2 separate regions of the Mus musculus genome follow, and region 1 is linked to region 2. A link is a contact called in ENCODE Hi-C or POLR2A ChIA-PET data. All regions are on one chromosome and are shown on one strand. The core of a region is the stretch at or near the end of the contact, and the rest is flanking DNA. Distances in the headings are between cores, read along the strand shown.

Evidence for each region. A loop is a pair of places that touch in the nucleus more often than their neighbours do. ChIA-PET counts read pairs that join two places held with the same protein, here RNA polymerase II (POLR2A).
Region 1: a map of mouse embryonic stem cell shows a loop between it and region 2 (2.1-fold over the local background). The contact joins the promoter of 1700028J19Rik here to the promoter of Klk15 in region 2. A Hi-C loop is called at or near these places in 2 of 37 maps with a recorded cell type or tissue (CH12.LX and mouse embryonic stem cell). POLR2A ChIA-PET finds 5 or more read pairs at or near these places in 2 of 5 experiments (both embryonic stem cell).

What each region holds. Positions count from the first base shown.
Region 1 is chr7:44,231,862-44,237,736 of GRCm38, forward strand. It overlaps 1700028J19Rik (RIKEN cDNA 1700028J19 gene), which reads right to left and starts at 4,261. Exons shown (of 5, transcript NR_029436.1): 1 at 4,208-4,261; 2 at 495-695. Gm36864 (predicted gene, 36864) reads left to right here and starts at 4,308. Exons shown (of 5, transcript NM_001378657.1): 1 at 4,308-5,212; 2 at 5,552-5,820. The coding sequence starts at 4,485.
Region 2 is chr7:43,929,751-43,935,451 of GRCm38, forward strand. It overlaps Klk15 (kallikrein related-peptidase 15), which reads left to right and starts at 1,925. Exons shown (of 6, transcript NM_174865.2): 1 at 1,925-1,971; 2 at 3,993-4,060. The coding sequence starts at 4,021.

The DNA.
Region 1 (5,875 bases), core at 3,011-5,510, 300 kb after region 2:
GGGAGGATGATCAGAAACACAAGGTTGTCCACAGCTACACATTGAGCTGGAGTCCAGCCTGGGCTACATGAGACCCTGTCCCAAACAAGGGAGAGGATGGAAATGTAGCTGTCTAGAATCCATCTCCCACTAAGGGGCTGTGGCATGTTTCAGAGGAACAGCACCTGCCTAGAATCCTCCAATGAGGTTCTTCTGGGGGTGTTGTAGCTTAGTGGTAGAGGCCCTATGGGGTGTTTGTATAGGACACTGGGTTCTATCTTCAGCAACCCTCTCCCTCTGTCCAAAAAAAGGGGGGGGGGGAGGCATCATCTCCACTCACATTGCCAAAATCACTACCTAGAAATTCAAAAATAACTCTATTGCCACTCATAGGGTTACTGTGAGCCCTAACCTACTCCCCCAGAAAGACTCCTGTGAGAGGGCCAGTGTCCCACCCCCACAGTCACCTCTAGCACCCAATGGGAACCCCCCCCCCAGTCTATGTATACACTGACCAGTGAATTGTCCCACGTTGACACACTTATGCCTCCTGCAGTCAATCCAGAGGCCGATGAAACCAGTGTACGGACCATGCACATAGGCCATCCGCCCATCCACCACGCTGAACACCAACAAAGTTGCCAGGAAGATGAAGGTGAGGGACCAGCCACGTAGGACCAACTTGCGGTCCTCCTCCCAGGAAGAGAGCAAGTCAGCTGGGGAGGGAGAAAGTTCTGGGGACCTGGATGTTTTCTTCACTCTCTCTCGATGCATACAAACCTTCATCCTTTTCCTCCTTTCCTTTCCCCCCTCTCATCTACAACCTGTTCCCTGTGGATGCTGTTTGCAGCTCACCTCCAGCACCACTTCTACTCTTTCAGTTCTCATGCACTGGACTCTTCTGATGTAGTACACCTATCTCAAACTCCAGCATGATTATGTATGCTTGACCACATACATAAATGATCCAGGGTTTGAAAGAACTCACAAGTGGATGAATGCATGTTTCCTCTCTTGTCCTTTAGAGCAAAGAACAGTGTAGTTTTCAGAAGAACTTGGGCACAGAGGTCTAGGACTCACAGGAGAACTAGGTGGCCAGTTGATCACCAGCTCCTCACTTACCCTGGATTAGGGCTAGCCTGGTCTTCTTGGAGCTTACAGGGCACACATGAATACACCCAGGTCAAATGTGCTAACTGCCATGAGAGCTGAAATAGACTCGATGCTCAACGAGAGGGGATGGGTCTGAAACCTGCCACAGTAAGTAGGTGTCAAAGGCTGGGTATTTCCCCTTCTCTGTACCAGAACCCATGAAACTTCTTGATGGATCCACCAGCCCCTGACTCCTAAATTCTGGGATCAAAGGTGTGCACCAAAATATGCAGCTCCCAAACTGAACCCTTAATGAGGCTCCTGGAGGGAAGTGACATTTTCTGGTTGCTATTTATTGAGACAGGGTCTCACGTGGCCCAGGTTAGGCTAGGCTAACCTCAAAATGTAACTCAGGATCATCTTACACTTCTGATCTTCCTGCCTCAGCATCCCCAGTGCAGGGATGACAGGCTTGCAGCACTCTGCCTGGTTTCTGCCAGCCTGGGCATGGAGTCCAGGGCTTTATGCATGCTAAGTGGACAGTCTACTCAACTACAGCGCCTGCCCTGTTTTTCGGTTTTGCTTTGAGGGTTTGTGTGTGTGTGTGTGTGTGTGTGTGTGTGTGTGTGTGTGCGCATGTGCATGTGTGTTTTGGCTTTTTTTACAACATTTGTTTGTTTGTATGTTTTTGTAGTCAGGAAGGGGGATCATAAGTGCCTTAGAACTCATTTAGCAGTCAGACCTAGCGAGTCAGTTCTGTCTTCCCACCATGTGGATTCCAATCGTCATCAAATGAACTCAGGCCCTCAGGTTTGACTGCAAGTGCCTTTTCCAGCTGAGTCATTGCACTGACTTGGCTTTTGCTGCCTTTTTTCCCCTTAGATAGGACTTCAGTATTGGCCCGGAACTTACTATGCAGACCAGACTGACTTCAACACTCTGGTGACCCTCCTGCCTTAGCACATTGAGTCTTATTATTACAGGGGTGTGCCATCTAGTCCAGCAAGTGTTTACAATTTAAGCCGCTGTTGCTTCATTTTGAAATTAAGCAAATTATTAGTAGTCACACAAATATCTCAACAATGGGATATATCACATTCCACTCCATTTTATAATATAGCTTGCTCTTAGATTTTAGTGTGTAGACAGAATTCACTATGTATATCAGGCTGGCCTTGAACTCAAAGTGTTCCGCCTGCCTCTGCCTCCTGAGTGTCAGGCACTACCACACCTTGCTCTGTGATGCAGTTTTTGCACCTTCTAAACTAGAATGCATCATATAATCAGGCACATCTTTAAAATCCCCTTTGGCCTTTAAAATAAAAATTAACATTTACTAAGGCCAGGAGTAGTGATGCACACCTTTAATCCTAGCACTCTAGAGGCAGAGACAGAGAGATCTCTGTAATTTCGAAACCAGCCTGGTCCACAGAGTGAGTTCCAGGCCAACCAGGGCTATTTAGAGAAACCCTGTCTCCCAACAGCAAGCAAACAAAAGATTTAACACTAGGATTCTCGATATTACACAATCACTGAAATCTGACCAAGCTTGCTGTGGTGGCACCTACTCATGATCTCAGCACTTGAGAAACTGATGCAGGTGGATTGTCTTGAATTTGAGGCCAACTTGAGCTACATAGTGATATTAGGCATAGCCAGGGCTAGATAGAAAGACAATTAATTAGTTAATTAATTGCTTAATTAATTAGAGGCTAACAAGATAGGGCTTAACAGGTGGAAGCTTTACCACCAAGGCTAATGACCTCAGAGTCCCTACAAACCCACATGGTGGAAGAAAATCCGACTCTCATAATTTATCCTTTGACTTCCACACATTCCCTGTGGTTCTCAACCACCAACACACACACACACACACACACAAATGTAGGAGCTGGAGAGTATGCTCAGAGTTAAGAGCAGGGATGGATCTTGCAAAGGGTCAGGGTTCCGCTCTCAGCACTCACTACCTAGCAGTCCAGATCCAGAGACCCTGACACTCTCTTCTGGCCTCTACAAGCACATAGTGCACATACAGACACATAAGCACTCACACATCACACAAGGAAATATAAATGGAGGCTGGAGAGGGGACTCAGCAGTTGAGAGCACTGGATGCTCTTCTAGAGGACCTGGGCTCAATTCCCAGATCATAACTGTCTGCAACTCTAGTTCCAGAGGATCTGACACTTTCTTTTTTTTTTCTTTTTGGTTTTTCAAGACAGGGTTTCTCTGTGTAGCCCTGGCTGTCCTGGAGCTCACTCTGTAGACCTGGCTGGCCTCGAACTCAGAGATCCGCCTGCCTCTGCCTCCCAAGTGCTGGGATTAAAGGTGTGCACCACCACAGCCCCGGCTTGGATCTGACACTCTCACACAAACATGCATGCAAGCAAAACACCAATATACATAAAATGAAAATATAAATAACTAAATCTTAAAACAAGTGAATGTAAAAAATAAATAAAAATCTAACAATGCAGGTATTTATATAAAAACATATAAAATTTGTGAGTAATCCTCTAGTGTTCATCAAATGAAAATTTGGGGAAAGAACAGAATGTTTTCCATTGTTTTTGTTATTATTTTGAAACAGCCTCTTTCAAACTTTCAGAATGGGCTCAAACTCAGTGTAATCCTCCTGCCTTTGAGTGCTGGGACTGCAGACATGTATTATCATACCCTCCTTGGGAAAGGGGTTTTGAAACTCCCTCCTGTTTGGGAAGTCTGCCTGTCTGCCTTAGTCCTTACCAAATTGTGGCTGGGTCCTTCTCCTCCCCCCACCAACCCCAGACTGGAAGTCTTCAAAAGCAAGAAGCAGATCTAGTCTTGTGTGAGGCTTCAGGGAAGGGAAAGGAAGAGAAACAGATGAGAAAGAAAATAAGCAGAGAGAGGCACGGAGGCAAATATGGGTACAAAAGATAGAAATGGTTCAGAGCAGCCCTGGGAATTGACGGGAAGACGTGTGTGGGTAAAAGGAATTATGAGTTCAGATCTCAAGCCTTCCAGACTCTCTGTCCTGCCTCACCCTGATCTAGCCAGGCCTAGCTCAGACCTTCATTAACCCAGTGTCACCTTGTCCTACCCAATCCATACTCCATCCAGTCCCCACTAGCCCAGCCCTAACAGCAGGGTCACTCACGAAGGCTTACGGTGGTGTCTGAGGCCATGGCCAACCGCAGCCTCTTGGAACCCCTCCAACTGTCATAGAACACACCCCACCCCCAACTGCTACCTAGCCCAAATCCCTGAGTGCTGTCTGGGGACAGAGAGACAGAAAGCTGGAGCCACAGATAGAGGGACACATAGCCTTAGAGCCAGACTGACAGGTTAATCCAGGAAGCCATTGGGAGTGCCTGGAAGCAGAGGCTAATGTAAACTGAGTACATTCAGAGACTAGCCCCATCCTGCTCTTCAACATGGACCAGAACTCCTCTGACCTCCAGAGCAAAGAGACAGCAGCTCCCAGCAGCAGGCAAAATGAAATGCAAGACTCTCTGAAAGTGACCTTGAGCCTCCTAGATGCCACCCAAGGTCAGAAGACTAACACGCAAACTCCTTTGCCTATCATCCACATTCGCAAATTAAGCAATGTGGAACCGTCAACGTCCACACCTATGCCCCGAAGGGTTAGCATCCAGGAACCACCAGCATCTGTCTTTCTCCCTCGCAGGGTTAGTACACTGAGTTCATCCCCATCCACCATTCTCCCTCGAAGGTTAAGTACTCAAGAGACCCTTCTTCAGGGTTCCCAGTCCAATGTACAGGACATACAGTCTGTGGCCTACAATCGATGGCTCAGTTCCAGAGAGTCTGCTTCCCTTAACCATAATCGCCGGCTCAGCATCCTAAGCGCTCATACCCTGTCCAGTGCCCAGTCAGAAATTCGCAGCTCACAAATGGAAACTGAAAGCCACCCCTCCATACCCCAGTCATATAGCCCCAACAAAAAACAAATGCGGCCCAGTGTGGATGTCCCCCCGTCCATAACCCAGAGCCCACAGGCCAGCATCAGAAGTTTCGAGTCCTTTGTCTGGGACTCCAAGGACAGCTTGAAAGAGTTCTCAGATGACTCTTTGTCTAATCACAGTATGCTAGGCAGCACCTCAAAACTGTCCAACATTTCTACTATAATGAACTCTAGTAGGTAAGTACAGGAAGGATGTGGGGTGGGAGGGGGGCCATATTCAAGCCTGGAGCTCTACAACTGCACTTGAAACTGGGGGTGTAGCGATGGGTAGAGGAATCCCTGGGTGAACATAAAAGATACGCGTTTTTGTTTTTGTTGAGATGGGGTCTCGGGGTCTCTCTACATAGACCAAGCTAGCCTTGAGCTCAGAGATCCTCCTGCTTCTGTCGTCTGTGCTGTCTAAAGGCCTGTGCCACCAAGTCTGGCTTCTCAGGTGGGATTTGAAGGATTGTGGGGTGACTAGATAGGGTAGATGGACTTCCTGCTGACTGACGCCAGTCACATGATCTGTCACAGGGCTCAGAGCAAATGCTGGACACTGCTTCCCATAGGCTGGAGGCTGTTGCTCGAAGCCAAGAAGATCAGCAGGCACCTTAGCCTGGTGCTGACTGTGGCCGGCATGGTGATGCTCAGCCTCATCGCCTTGTGGAAACCCTGGATCCACTTCCGAGTGCCTCTAGGACCCCCAGGCGACCCCGCTGGCCCCCAAACCATCTCCATTGACACCATCTTCTTCATGCGGTGCCCTGACATCTCCTGCATGAATGAATACGATAAGAATGCATGTAAGGCTGGCCCCATCCTCATCCCTCCAGAGACCCAAGTCTCCTCCTTGTCCCA
Region 2 (5,701 bases), core at 675-3,174:
CGTAACCTAGTTGTTCAGTGCATGCTGAGATGCTGCACAGCCAATACTGCAGAGATCCAGAGTCAGAAGCCAAGCTGTCTTGAGTCCAGACTCTTTTGTCTGTCTGTTAAGATAGTATTTCACCATTCCTCAGGCTGAACAGCCCAGGCTGGCCCCAAACCTTCCATTCCTTCCCGTCCCTACTTCCTAAGTGCTGGCATTACAGTATACAGGCTTGTGATACTGGGCCTGGATCATACAGGATTTGTTCTTTGGGGTTTTGGGTTTTTTGGGGGTGTGCTTTGTTTTATTTTGTTTTGCTGTTGTTATTTGAAGCAATCAGTATCCCAAGCTAGCCTCAAACTCACTTGTGTAGGCAAGCATATTATGAACTCCTGATCATCCTGCCTCACTCCCTCAAGGGCTAGAATTGCAGACTTGCACCATCATATCTGTTTTCTGTGATGCTATGATGGAATCAAGAGGCGGGGAGGAGAGAAAGAGGGAGGGGAGGGAGGAGGGGGAGGAAGAAGAAGAAGACATGGAAATGACATCAGAAGAAGGAAAAAAATGCAAAATACAAGCCTGAGATCTCAAAAGCTATTCACAGTTCTGAGCCCAGGCTGTGGATTACTTCAGGCATTGAACCTCAGATTTCAAAAGTAAACTCTCTATCACAACATGGTTCAGTTAACAAAGTACTTGGCATGCAAGCCTGAGGACCTGAGTTCAATACTCAGGACCTACACAGAAAACCAACGAGAGCTTGTCATCCAGCACTGGGAAGATGGGGACAGGTGGGTCTCTGGAGCTGGGTGACCAGTTAGCCTGGGTCTATCAGGAAGCTCCAAGTCTCACTGAGAGACTCTGCTCAAAAGACACGGTAGAGGGGCTGGAGAGATGGCTCAGCATTAAGAATACAGGTTGCTCTTCCAGGGAACCTAAGTCTCGTTCCCAACACCCATGTCAGGTAGCAAGCAGCACAACCAAACTTCTGTAACTCTGGTTCCTGCGGCATTCGATGCCTCTGCCTCCAGGAGCACCTGCACACAAGCCCACACATGTAAGCATACACATAAAAAATTAGAAAAATTTTTCAAAACTCCCTAAGTCATTTCTGGGAGACACCCAGAGTTGATATCTGGCTTATGCATGCACATGTGCGTGTGTGTGAAAATTTAATATATTTTGATGAATAAATCTAAAATTAATTAACCAGGCGGTGGTGGTTCACACCTTTGATCCCCACTCTTGGGAGGCAGAGGCAGGCAGATCTCTGAGTCTGAGGCCAGCCTGGTCTACAGAGTGAATTCTAGGGTAGCCAGGGCTACACAGAGAAACCCTGTCTCGAAAACAAGACAAAACAAAACAGAAAGATTTAAACTCACACTCTAGACTTCAGGTCATGACAACCAGATCCGAGACCTTCCCAGTCCATATGCTAACATAAGTCCAGATTCAAGATGGTATGGTGGCCCACACCTGTCATCCCAGCCTTTGGGAGGCTGAGGCAGAAGGATCTCAAGTCTAAAGTCAGATTAGCCTGAACCACTTACGCAAGAGCCTGTCTCAAAACAACAAAAAGACCAAAGCTCTAAAAGTCTCTCTGGGGTCCAAGAAGCATGACCTTAAAAATCAGCTTCCAGTGCTACCCAGAATTTCTGTCTCTGCACTGCACTGCCATCCCAGCTTCTGCTCTTGCCCTCCTGTCCCCTCCCTCCGAGGGAACTGCCCCTGGGTGGAATTTCTCCTTGCAGACTCAGACAACGGCTTCAGACTAATAAACGCTCATTATAGGAACCTCGTCTCCCATCCCACCAGTCACCATGGCGTCCAGCCTGTAAACCTGGCCCTCCACTGCCTCTCTCTCCACTCTACCCAGCCCCACCCCGAGACCCAGGCTGGGCTAGGAGCTTATAAAAGCAGGCTTTCAGTGTCTGCTCCCCTTCCGGCATCCCAGCTGCCCCGATGTCACTGGAGGACCCGGAGGGGGTGAGATCTTTGAGAGAGAACTTGGGAAAGTGGGTGAGATTGGAGAGGGGGACCCTGCAGATGTGTTGGTGTCCAGGAGGCAAATACTACCCTGAATGACCAGTTGTCAAGGGATTTGGGTCTTCTGTGTCCTTTTCCTGTTGCTTCAAGTTGAATTTGAACCAAGAAAATGTCTCGAAGCTTCTAGAAAGAGCCTAGGCTGAGGGGGGCGGGGGGAGGGAATAGGGTGAACCAGGAGGACATCCCTGAAAACACTTGTTACAGAGCCAAGAACATGGCCAGCACTTATCACTGGTCAAGTCAGTTCAGAACAACCTCCCTAAAGTGTCCCCAGTGCCAGGTTTCAAGCTGGCCAGAGCTGGGGACAGGAGGGTCTGACCTGACTCCATCCTCCTTGAGGATAAGGAGTGGTGAACAGCCAGGTCACTGCTACCATGCAGGGGCAGGACAGGGGCCATGGAATCTTAATGACATTGCCTCTGGATTGCCATGTCTTGCTCTTCCAAGGCTTCCCAGGTCTTTCAGACTGAGGTGGAAGAGAGAATAGCAAGATGAGAAGGACTAGAATTCACTCCCCCAAATTTCCTGAGGTTTCTCCGTGGACCAGACCCTAACACTGGGTGTTTAACTCTAACACCTGGGAATCCAGGGTCAGTCCGGTGGGGTCTGCTTAGGAGTTCTCAGTCTGATTAGGAGATACCACAGAGAGTCTGGGGAGGGAGGGGGTCAGAGAAGGTCAAGACAAGGGACAAGCTGAGCAATGTCTGGGTGTAAAACTGCAGGCCGAATTCCAGCACTGGCTACGCCTAGGGCAAGGTCACAGAGACCCAGCTGGGCAGGCTGGAAGGGGAGGAGGCATTTCAGCCTTTCTAAGTACTGCTGAGCATATGGGACTTTATTTAAGAACTATTAGAGGTCCATGGGAAGCTGTGAGCAGGAGAAAGGAGTCCTCAGCTCTGCTGTAGAAGCCAGATGTGGTAGTGAAAGCCTGTCATCCGACACCTGAGAGACTAAGGCATGAAGGTGGAGAGTTCAAGGCTAGCCTGGGTAACTTAGTGAGATTCTGTCTCACAGTGAATAGCAAAAAGAGGGCTGGGGATGTAGCTTGGTGGTAGAGGGCATTTCTAGACTCCATCAAATAAGGGAGGAGGGGTATGGCTCAGTGCAGTTATCCAGCTGCTTAGGTCAGCACCCTACCCTGACCCCTGTACCCAAGAGGAAGGAGAGAGGAAAGAAAGAAGGAAGGGAAGGAGGGAGGTAAGCTCTCTAGGGCTTTGTGTACAGGAGTGCTAGACTAAAGGGGACCCAGGAGTCTGTCCCCATGAGAGGCTGGATAGAGTCCTGACCCAGGGCCACGGGGATGAGAGAGAGAGAGACCCAGGTGGCTATTGAATAATGCTGGGGTCTGCCAATGCCAAAAGGAACAGAGGCCCCTCCAGGGATAGGGAGCAGGAGAGGACACAGGTGGAGGCTACAGGAGATGGAAGGCAGGAGAGGACACAGGTGGAGGCTACAGGAGATGGAAGGCAGGAGAGGACACAGGTGGAGGCTACAGGAGATGGAAGGCAGGAGAGGACACAGGTGGAGGCTACAGGAGACGGAAGGCAGGAGAGGACACAGGTGGAGGCTACAGGAGATGGAAGGCAGGAGAGGACACAGGTGGAGGCTACAGGAGATGGAAGGCAGGAGAGGACACAGGTGGAGGCTACAGGAGATGGAAGGCAGGAGAGGACACAGGTGGAGGCTACAGGAGATGGAAGGCAGGAGAGGACACAGGTGGAGGCTACAGGAGATGGAAGGCAGGCCTCTTAGTCTAACATCATTCTGGTCCTCTCAACAGTCAGGAGGCTGAGGCTGGAGGAGCTTGAGTTTGAGGCCAGCCTGGGACATATAGGAAAACACTGTCACAAAAGACAGAAGAAAAGTGTGTCCCACACCAGAGATGCACTTCTGTCTACAGAAGGGAGACAGGGACAGATGGATCTAGACTTACCCCAGTTTTTGTCATCCCCGACCCTCAGATCTCTAAGACCCGGACCTTCTTCTGCAATGTGGCTTCTCCTTGCTTTCGTCTTGCTGGTGTCTGCAGGTGAGGGGCACCAAAGTCAGGTACTGGTCTGATCAAATAGGGTGCTCCTTCCCCCAGAGTATCTGCACCTTAGGACCTGCTAACCCATACTGCACCCACAGACCCCTTATAACCCTATGCCCATTTCTACCTGAGCCACCAGCTAAATGTCTCTGATCCTCAATCCTGAGTCACCAGAAGTTCTGGGCCACCTGAGCCCTTGAACCTGAGTTCCAAGGATGATCTTTCTTGCCATGTAACCTTGGGGAAACTCTTTGACCTCCCTGAGCCTCAAGTGCTTTATACCCAGGACAGTCATGGTGAAGTCCCAATAACATCACATAGGTGATACATGGGACAAGAAATCAGGATGGTTGAGACACCAAGAGCCCAGAATCTAGGTTTGAATACCGTGGCTGCCAGTTCATCAACACTACAAGTCTGGTTTCCCAGCCATAGGATGGAGGCAAGTGTCCTCCCTAAGAATCCAGCGTGGTGCTCTAGGAGGTGTGTGAGCATAATGGGACAATCTGGACACTCCAGGCAGGTGCACGGCATTTCCACATAGCGACCACGTGAGGCTGAGGGCTTGGGGAAATGGCCCAGTGGATAAAGTGAGTGTCTGCGTTTAGATCCCCAGTACCCACTTGAAAAGCCCGGCAGCATGCCTGTAAAATCCCAGAGCTTGGAGGTGGAGACAGGGGAATCCCTGGGGCTTGCTGGCTATCCAGACCAGTCAATCTACAAGCTCTATGTTTAGTGAGAAAACCTGTCTCCCAAAACAAGGTCATAACTTTTGAGATGATACAGATGGTACTTGCTGTCAGGCCTGAATAATGGAGTTCGGGACCCATACAGTGGAAGGACAACCACTACTGCCTTCGTTTATGGGGGAGCGGGTTGGACTCAGGGATGGCCACTAAACCAAGGTCACCCTGGGTGACAGGCCAAGTCCAGACCAACCTCTACCAAACCTCTTGTGGAAATTTTCACTGTAACCTTATGCTTTCTGCCCTGGAGAAAATTGGAGGGGTGTCCATTAACGATCCTCCTGTTGCCCACATGACCTCTGCCCAGGGAGGGCAAGCCTCCCCCTGGGCTCTCCCTGGGCTGTGCTTCAGCTGCCTGCTGCACCCAGCCAGAGCCTCCACCCTCCTCCAGCTGGGACTAGCCGGGTGCAGCTGGATGCCCACCTGTTCAGCCACTGCCCTCCTCCACAGGGTGACCTCACCCTTCCTCTGTTAAGCACCTTGACTGCCACATCTACGTTCTCACAGCCTCCCAGGCCCTTTGGCCCTATTCCTGACCTTGGAGGGCAGAAGGCAGAGTGTAGACAGTTGGCTTGGTTGTAACAGTCCAGCCCAGGAGTAGGTATCTGTCATGATCTTGACCTTGGAGGAGTGGGGCAAGCACATTGCTCAGTAAAAGAAATTATGGCCTCAAATGTCCTGATTATGTTATATTCTCTCTCTCTCTCTCTCTCTCTCTCTCTCTCTCTCTCTCTCTCTCTCTCGTGTATGTCTGTGTGTGTCTGTGTGTCTGTGTGTGCTTGCTGTCCAGAGACATAAGCAAGATCCCCCTCCACACCTTGTGAACTTCAAAGAGTATCCTTAGACATTAGTGGCCCTGTCTTCCCATTCTGTGCTCTCCAGCTTGGTGTCT